2 separate regions of the Mus musculus genome follow, and region 1 is linked to region 2. A link is a loop called in an ENCODE intact Hi-C map of the cell type or tissue named here. Cell type or tissue: left cerebral cortex. All regions are shown on one strand.

Region 1 (5,000 bases), 490 kb before region 2:
AACTCATATATAACTAGCAAACTACTTGAATAGCGCATTAGAATTTAATAGCACTTAAATAAAGCACATAAATTGACTAGAGAGAATAGATAAGAAGAAAGGAAAAAGGGAAGTTGTTAGTACAAAAAAGAAGAAAGTATAAATTTCAAATGCCAAACATAAAATCTTTTGTATGTTGTAATTAAGGATGGGGTTGTTGTAAACTGGCCACAACACAAAGGCATAATTTTAAACTCTTTCTTAATGAAATTAACTGGTATACTTAACATATTTGAAAATATGCACTCTTCTGATATTAGAAGGCAATGCCATGATGTCAATGCCACATTGAGGGCATGTGGGGACAGTGGGACATTCATGCTATGCCATAGCCTTCTGATTCTCTTAATTAAGATGCTTAGGATATTTACGACTATGAGCTTTCTTTTTGCTTTGTTCTCTTTTCATTCGTGGGACTAAGAGATCACAGAGTAAGAAGTGCTAGACTTCTGCTTGTCACAGCAAACACATTCTTCCTTTGCAACAAATGTTGTAAAAGACTTGTCTTAGTTTTACCTTCTCTTGCTGTGACAAACACCATGACCAAACGCAATGTGCAGAGGGTAGGTTTTATTTCAGGTCATAGTTGTAGTGCATCATGGAGGGAGGTCAGTGTAAAATAACAGGCCAGAAACCTGGAGGCTGAACCGAAACAGAGAGGCTTTACAGGGACCTGGCTTGCTCCCCCTGGCTTGCTCCCCTTGGCTTAGTTGGCATACCTTCTTTTGCTCCCCATGGCTACCAGTCCAGAAGTGATTTCCCTTGGTGGGCTGGGGCTCTTTCACACCACAACATCATTCAAAAAGAAAATGAATCACAGCCTTGCAATTTCCTAGTGCCAGATAACCCTAGCTCATGTCAAACAAGCAAACTAACTATCTAATTAACTAAATAGCTAACTAACTAATTAACTAAAATCTAGCCAGTACAAGACTCAGAAATAAAACATAAACAAACCATATATCACTGCTTTCCTTAAAGCATTTACAACTTCGGCATATTATATATGCAAAAATGATTAGAATTTTGGGATATTATATACAATAAAATAATTATAATTTGAAAATGAAATAATATGACATTCGGGAGTCAAAAGTTATCTGAACTCACATTGAGCTTCATCATGACCACGTGTACCCATACATACTATTAATATGCTTGCATAAACAATGACTAGACGGGGGCCTCCAGTCTATATTTTCTTAGTTTTTCCTGGGTAGATGAACCATCCCTCCCTTCTCATAGGGTACTTCATTCAATTTCCTCTTGCCCTCGCCTCATCTCCCAGCCTGTTTGTACTGAGATTTCTTTTCACAAGTATAGTAGACAGATGCAAAATCATCATACTCAGCGAAAACTTCATGAAGTTTTGTACTTTAAAGAATTGTAGACGTTAAAAGAGAAATTTCAGATGTTTTTATTTATATTCTATGTCAACAACAACAACAACAAAACCCCAGATATGTCACAAAATTCAAATCATACAAATACAGGAAGTCACAAAGGGGTCAGAATAATTTGAAAGTCACCATATTTCATTAGGACATTAAAGAATGTAAACAAACACCGCCCCCTTCCCCCGCCCCCCCCTCCGCCCCCTCCCCTACCCCCCTCCGCCCCCTCCCCCTCCCCCTCCCCCGCCCCCCTCCGCCCCCTCCCCCGCCCCCTCCCCCTCCCCCGCCCCCCAACCCTGGCTACTCCAGTGGAGGATGCATTAGAGCCCATGATGCCTGTTTGGTGTATGTGTTTCTGGGCATGTCTGTCAGAATTGCTCTACTTCCTATTGCTCTTTCTCTCATTTCTCTCTCCTTTGCTCTCTTCTGTTCTTTTTAGAGATGATGAGAAAACAATTAGCATCCCACCTTTGTATTTGGAAGCTTCCCAGTCCACCCTTTTTAGACTTTGAATAATTGTATGATTGCCTCATTTGGATTCCTACCCTTAATGTCTTATTACTGGAGTGAACTGAAAATTAACGCTGATTAAATAATTGCCATAGGTTTTCTTGCATTCTTACAAGACTATATAAAAATGTCTTATGTATTTCTGCAGTAAACTATCAAATCTTCTCTGACGGCATAGCATGAGGACATCAAAGCAATGCCTGGGTTATTTCTCTTTCCACCGCCAGCCTAAGGGCAGGCTATTCAACTGGCTTTGTTGTAATTGTAATTGACAATACCCACCTGCTCCCATGAATTACCTTTCATTTCCTGCCATGGTTTCTAAAACTGTCATTAAAAGTGCACCAGGAACAGAAACAATAAATCTACGCGCACGCGCATGTGTGTCCACATAATGAGCAGCTCAAAATAACATTTGCCATTTATATATTAACATAAAGTTGGTAGTCGCCAGAGGAGACCAAAGCATGGCAGATTGCTCTGCATCTGAGAATTATTGTCTTTGTTTGTTAAAGATGCTTTCCCAGGAAACCCAAGTTGATCATCTAATTAACGTTGCTGGGAACACAGGAGTGGTCCCAGTGAGAAGTTTGCTTAGATTCCTGGAAAACGATGAAGAACTCGTGTAATCCTGTGGAAAATAGCACATTTAATAGTAGGTGTTTTTTAAAAAAAATGATACACATTTTATGAAAAAGCTTTATGTAATTAAAAATCGTGGGCTTAGTTTTATATACTACTTTCTGTTCAATTAACACTAGGTGTAGGAAGTTTGTGTGGAAGGTATGGGGCTGTACCTGGAGTGGTTTTTTTGTTTGTTTTTGGTGGGTTGTTTTTTGTTTTTGTTTTTGTTTTTTTTTGTTTTTGTTTTTTTTGGTTTTTGTTTCCTTCACAAGTCAGAGATCACTGTGGATGTGACCTGTCTGGGCCTCTTCCTTTGTCAAAGTCCTTTTTGTAGCATCCTGGGACAAGGAAGATCATACACACTGAGAGAACTGCTAAAAGCTGTGACACTGCTTCCAGCCTGTTCCATCTTTCATAGAACAAGTGATGTATCGGACATAATAAAAACTGTACAAGCTTCTTGGTTTGGCGATGAGAGTTGAAGCTGAGAACTTTCAAACAAAGCATTATTAATATGAGCTTCTAAAATCCTGCCATCTCCAATTCTATGAAGCTTATCATAAACTAAACAGTCACATGGCAAAAAAAAAAAAAAAAAAATCCTGTTTCGGAGAGGTGGCAAGCATTACAAGCTTTCAAATACCCTTCCTGCGCTCAGATATTTTTAATTCTTTTCCAGTCAAGTTTCTGCAGCAGGGCCTCACTCCAAGAGCCCCATATAGGAGCAGAAGTCTGAATCAGGTACCCACCCACAACCAAATGAGAGAGAAAGTTTGGTCTGGAAGATTAAAGGGTCTGATGCATGAGACAGGACTGGATGACTTCTTGGTGCGCAGTTCTTTACCTCACAGTCCCATACTAGGAAGCCTGGTCTCCCTAGCGGGCTGTGAGGTCGCAGAGTCCCGGGATCCGCGGTCCCAGCGAAGGAGGAGGCGCAGACACCGCCGCAGCCTTTATAGTTTCTGCTGGGCTCCGCGAATGGAGCATAAAGTCCGACCAATGCCCAAATGCTGATTTTAATCTTGAGTCTGGTCCTCTGGATTGCGGTAGCTGAACCCATCAGAAGCCCAGCCAAGGGGCCGCCCCTCACCTCCTGGAGAGTTAATATGCAAAACAGTTACGTCAGATGTGGGGGCGGGGCACACCGGGGTTGACGGGCAGCCTGGCTTTTGCGGAGGGAGGAGGCGCGAGAATCATCCTGGTTCAGTGACTGAGACAAACTGGACGTGAGCGGAGCTGGTGCTGTCCACAGAGTGTCGGTGCTGAACCCCGGGTGTAAGGGATCGCCTGCTTGGGCACCTGGAGGCAACGCCCACTGGAACCCTATGTGCCCAGTGGGACCCGCTTCACCACAGGACCCAATTTAACTTGACAAAGGAGTGCGACTCGGACGTGGGAGAGACTCCTATGTTTGCAATCTGGGCGCCCACTCAGGCGTGACTTTGGAGATTCTGTAGTTCTAACTCAAAGTATTTGGATTTTTTTTCCAACCTAAGAGGATCTTTTCATCGTTATTATTTTTCTTTTTTCTTTTTTACACTGTGACTCATATTTTCACATCATTTAGAAATCTTTTTGGAGGACTTTTTTGTTTTTTACTTCAAATAAGGTAAGAATAGAATATTGTTATAAATGATTGCAAGTGGGTGAGAAATGCAGGCAGCCGTGAAAAAATTTAAAAATAAGTTATTTTTATTTCTATAATTTGAGACAGGACTTTGGAAATAATTATAAAAATTAATAATTTGATACAATAGAGATGCTCTTCTAATAATACTGAAGACCACGATTATTAAAGTGTTAAGGAAGTTGAGAGCTGTCTGTTTTTGTGAACTTAATGTCATGATACATCTTGCTTTATCAGTGTAAATATTTTAGATGAATACTTGTAGTGTGGCTTGGGTTTGTAACTGTTCAATATCAAGCCCACAAATATGTGTATGGATGTGATAAAAATTTCCAAGTTCTTTAAAATGCATTTAATTTAAAAGCATATTTGAATGACCTACTGTTTGCATAATAAATAATATTTTGTGTGTCTGAAACATGAATTGCAAAGTGCTGAGCTTGTTAACATGGTTTGGAGGGGAGACGGAAGGGATAGGGCTATTTCTGCCAGGCTGGCTTCATTTACATATGTTGTTGTGCAGCGGGTGCAAATAAAACTAGTGAAACTCAGTCTGTGAGGATTTCACACCCAAGGTCCTGTGAATTTCCAAGTTGGGGACTGCTTGTTCTGCTATTTCCTAGTAGATGTCATCTCTCCCCAGCCCGTCAGGTCAGAGGTGAATGCAAATGAGATACTCTGATTTAATAATATAGTATCAGCTTACATTATAGTGTTGACTGCTTAGGTGATTGAGTGAGGCAGGTAAGCTTGGGTTGAGAAGATGTCTTGCTATTTCATCAACCTTTAACCTCTTGCATGCTTAA
Region 2 (5,000 bases):
ATTTAACATGAGGACATTCTCAAGATAGCTTAATTAGAATTTAAGCACCCTTTGCAATTTGCATGTGCACTTGCTAATACCTGTGATCTAAAAATAAATTTCACTTCATTTAAACTAATAATGTATCTATCTTGTTTCCTGGGTTTGCTTTGCTGTTATTGGTGGAGACATCTCAGGTTTTTCATCACTAAAACTGAAGTTCGTGATTATTTCTTCTGTATTTTATTTGAATTTCAGCTCAAGCCAAAATAGTTACAATGACATCTTTTACTTTCAAACAATAGCTTTGCATAACTGATAGAATTATGAGAATCTATAGTTACACTCATGTAATTAATTCTCATGTGATTAGAATACTTTATTGAACTACATATCAGCAAACTTCTTTATTGTTTTTGTAAGATATCATTATTAATTGTGGTCAAATAGATGGCTACAGAAATTATTCATATAGAGAAATAGACCAACATCGGTTCTACAGATGTTATTCAGTCAATATTATACTGTTTTCTGGCACTATGGTCAATGGATCACATTTTACAATATACATATAGGCCTTTATGATTTTGTCAGATTGATACATTTTGTCCTCCTTTAACACATTTTACTAAATGTACAAAAAGACTTGCATGGTCTTTTATAACTTTTTCTGGTGATTTCTCATAAGATGAAGGAACTTGTGTATAAGTTTGTGCTCCTAAAGCCTATGAGTGTGTAAAGTAATCACTGCATGGTGACTGCCTTAAATGTCTCACTTTCTCTGGCTGATGTCACAATTTCCTGAGATCTGTCAGAGATTTCATTTCTCTCCTCGAATATCTTAATAAACACTCCAATTCAAAGTAATCTTTTTCACTTTAGATAATTGCCTTTGCAGTTTTTTCAGTCAGTATTTAATTTGAAAAGTTTACTACCGTCATCTTAGATTTTAATATATATATATGCAGATGTATATTAGATTTAAGTATGGCCTTGGACCATGAATTCTTTGTTTCCCTTGTATATTTAAGTTGACCAGAAAACTTCATATTATTAATTATTTTTAACATATCAAATAAGCAGAAAAATTGTTTTTAGCAAAATATAAATTACCTACTCCATGGAACATTGGTATTTGCTCTGTTGGCAAAAAGATGTACTCTTTAAGAGGTCTTTTGAAGTTTGACATGACAAACAATTTCATAAAGAGGTATGCAGTTTGAAAAAGAATGCTGTCTCAAAATGTGCCAAGAATATATCCATGGCTTCTATAAATTTTCTCTTAATAAACAAGATTGCAACACAGAAAGCTAAATAATTATAGATATCTGGGTAAAGTTTCAGACTTGCAGAATTTTGATTTCCATTGAAAACTGTATGTGAATTGATATAAGTATTTATTAAGATTATATCAAGTACAAATAGGCTTCATGCTAATTGAGATATTTAGACAAATTAACCTTAAACAATTTAGTGCCAATCAGAGACTTTATACTGATCCAGTGAAAAAGGCACTGCTTTTCTGGTTAATACCATGAATGTGATGATGCTTACAAGCAAGAAAATCCAAAATAACAGGGAAAGTCAGAATGGATATGAATCTTCAATGGCTTTACTGTTATCAATGATATATCAAGCTTGCCATTCCTGATTACCATCCCCTCCCCCCCTGCTTCTGTGACATTACCAGCTAATACACAGCAGTTTAAGATTGTTTTCCAGAGGGAAAAATGGGATTCTTTTTCTGAGCACCTCCAATAGATCTCTACTAATTATATGAGGGTATGCTTCAAAATGAAATTCAGTCTCTTATTCACTGTGTGATTAACATTCTACAGTAGATGCTGAGCATCGCTAAGGCACAGCCCTGAAATTCCAAGTGCCCCAGCTCTGCAAACTTTTTGGTGCTGATGGACTGCCCACATGTAGCACTTCACACTAAACCTCGTGTAATGAGTTACCAATGAATGTGAGACACACCAAAATACTGCATGAAGTTACTTTCTGACATTATGAAAAGTTATGGTAAACATAGCTGAATTTTATATGTATAGTTGGGTAAGATTCCCCAAGCTATCTCATTACATATAAACAAATTATGTAAATTCTACTAAAACAATCTAAAGATATTTTCTCTTAAGTTTTTGAATAAATGATGCTTACCATGAGTGGCATTTGTGGCTGTCAATATAATTCCACAACTCTGAATAGATTATTTTTACTATTATAGTACTGGTAAGCAGCTTACCTTTTGGTTGAAGGTCACTAGTTATTTTAAAATAAAACAGCCATTAGCCTTAATCTCAGGAGGATTAGGCAAAAATAAAACTCAGGAGTTTGAAAGCTTGCAGGTCTAAAAAGAGAGTATAGGAGATTCTGGGACATATCAAGATTGGCATCAAATAAAATAAATTAAGATGCAACAAAATAAAATATTAATAAATATGCAAGGTTCTATGACAGCATTACTACTGCAATGCACTGTGGTTACCTATTCTATAAGAAATCCTCAACCGCACGCTTGAACATAGAAACAAAAGCTTCAAAGCAGTGGGCTTGTCAGAACAATGAAAGTTATTAATAAGGTACTATGTATTGCTGTAAATATTAGGAGATAATTTTGAAAGTGAATATAATATATAGAACAAAGAAATGCATAGGTAAAGGAAAAAAAGAATAAACTCATTACTGACAATAAATTTTAGGAAAACAAATTACATACATCAAGCTTTTTATATCAGGGTTATATTTTTTATCAGTTGATATGTTTGAGTAAATATCATTACTTTTAGTAAAACATATTGTAAATGGTCTGCCATCTATTGATAAAGCTGAAAACTGCAGTTTTGCTTTAAATAAGGATAACTCATACTTTGATGTTGATAGGACTAGGCTCCTAAAGCTAAGCATTCTTTGCTGTTGTGATTATCACTCTAAATTATCATTAGATCAGGTCAAAAATGGAAAATGTGTTAAAAATAATTGTATGAAGTCCTATATGTGATAATGATGGTGATTTAATAATGATTCCTGTATATGTATTCCTGAGAAGGCTGATACTTCTGATAATACACATTAATTTGTATTTACGTTAATTAAGATAGGATTAATTTTAATAATATTTTGAATAATACATGTAATCATTCTTTAGATAAATTAATTTAATACTTATTTTCTTTTAAAATATAATGAGGGATGAATCATGGTTTCATTTTTATCCATTTTATTTTAACATATCTGTGATATTTTTTAATATAGTAATGTATTTACCTTTAAAAACACTATTATGGCTTCATTCCATATTAATTTTTTTAAATTTTAGCTTAATAATTTGTATTTGACAAGAAAATCTGCAAGATTTAATTTTTAAACCTATGAGTTATAAATTTAACATTTTAAGTTTGCTGTGTAATATTTGGCAAGAATAATATCTATGCTTCTTGGTCAAATTGTTAGAGAGATATCAAATATTTTAGGAGAATAAAGGGTTATTAAATATAATATTGTATTAACTACATGTGAATTGCATATATTTTGATCATGTATATCTCTCACTATTTCCACTAAGTCCTTTAAGATCCACTCCCAAATTCTCTACTCCTTTAACTTCATTTCTTTATTATTCAATAGCTCACTGATCCCAGTTTGTGTTGTCCCTATAATTAAGGATATGGGGCCATCCATTGAGTATGGTTGACCTACCAGGGGCCACATCTGTAAAGAGCACTGACTTTACCTCTCTCAGAAGCAATCAGCTGTTAATATGGCCTCAGTTAGTGGCTATGATCATGAACCCCTTCCATCCCCATGCTAAAATGCTGTCTGTTTTAATCTTTGTAAGTCTGGTGCAGGAGTTGCTGTGAGTGCATGAGTGCTGAGGTTTGATCATATCAAGAACACTGTTTTTCTCTGGTCTTGTAAGACCCCTGGCTCTTAAAATCTTTCTTTGACTATTCTATGGTGGTGGTTCCTAAGGTTTAGAGGGGTGGTGTGAGATAGATATTCCATTTATGTCTGAACAAACTCTTGATACTTTTTTAGTAAGCACATTGAACAGTTGTAAGTTTCTGCACTAGCGGAATTCCACTGCACTAAGAAATTTCTCTGACAAGATCAGAAATATAGAAGGATGTATGTATACAGAAATAAGAACCTAGAAAGGATGTATGTATACAGAAATAAGAATCTAGAAAGAAGATTGATGATGTTAAAACGTCCATTTAGTAGTAAGTCAGGCTGAAGCCTGTGGTCTTTCCAACTATGATCTCTGAGCCATATTTACAGTAGGATATAAGCTTAGATTTTTTTTCAAAATACACTTTAATTAGGGTTTTCAAACACTTCAACCTCCTTTCTAGCGCAGTGATCAAAGATAGTGGAAGATGATGGTTAATAGGCAAGGGGAATGTAGACCTGTTAAGAAGTAGTTCTTTGGGGTTGATTCCAATCATCATTATCAGGATATCAGCAGTCCAGTCCAGAAAATTATATATGAAACAGGAGCAGCAGTCTGCTCTCATTCTCTCTCTCTCTCTCTCTCTCTCTCTCTCTCTCTGTATGTATATATATATATATATATATATATATATATATATATATATAGATAGATAGATAGATAGACACACACACACACAGGCTCAGCAAAATTGTTATGAGTCTGCAGAAGCAGCCAGAATACCATGAGGTGCTTTCTTTCTACAAAGTCATAACAAGTAATGATCAGTGAAGACCAACAAAGTGTTGCAAGGTGAACCAATTCAGGAGCTTCCTTCACTGCCTGTTGGGTTATGCTTATACTCTTTCCAAACCATCACGTATCCTCTCAAGTGACGACCTCAGCAAAACATCCTCTCACATGTCTGCTTCAGCAAAACAACCTCTCATTAAGAGAGCGTCCAGACAAACATCACATGACACAACTGAATCTTCAAGAATTTCAACTTCAGTATGAAGCATTGGTTTCAATCTGTAAAGCAGGCCTTAAATCTAATCAGAAAGAAGGTAGTTACCCACTTAAGTTT

What was found. Peaks named below come from ENCODE experiments on the same cell type or tissue, not always from the same donor. Only the 100,000 strongest peaks of a DNase experiment are listed, where the experiment ranks them.
Region 1: it touches region 2 in a loop (15-fold over the local background); 5 of 42 quality-filtered maps call a loop at or near these places.

The regions. Positions count from the first base shown.
Region 1 is chr3:76,070,799-76,075,798 of GRCm38, forward strand. It overlaps Fstl5 (follistatin-like 5), which reads left to right and starts at 3,763. Exons shown (of 16, transcript NM_178673.4): 1 at 3,763-4,176. In left cerebral cortex, no CTCF peak of the experiment used is centred here; DNase peaks (open chromatin) are centred at 2,334, 3,758 and 4,757; H3K4me3 peaks cover 1,935 bases; H3K27ac peaks cover 655 bases.
Region 2 is chr3:76,564,733-76,569,732 of GRCm38, forward strand. The region is part of intron 8 of Fstl5 (follistatin-like 5); the gene reads left to right. Among named protein-coding and RNA genes, the nearest start is that of Fstl5, 490 kb to the left of the region's middle. In left cerebral cortex, a CTCF peak has its summit at 2,813; no DNase peak of the experiment used is centred here.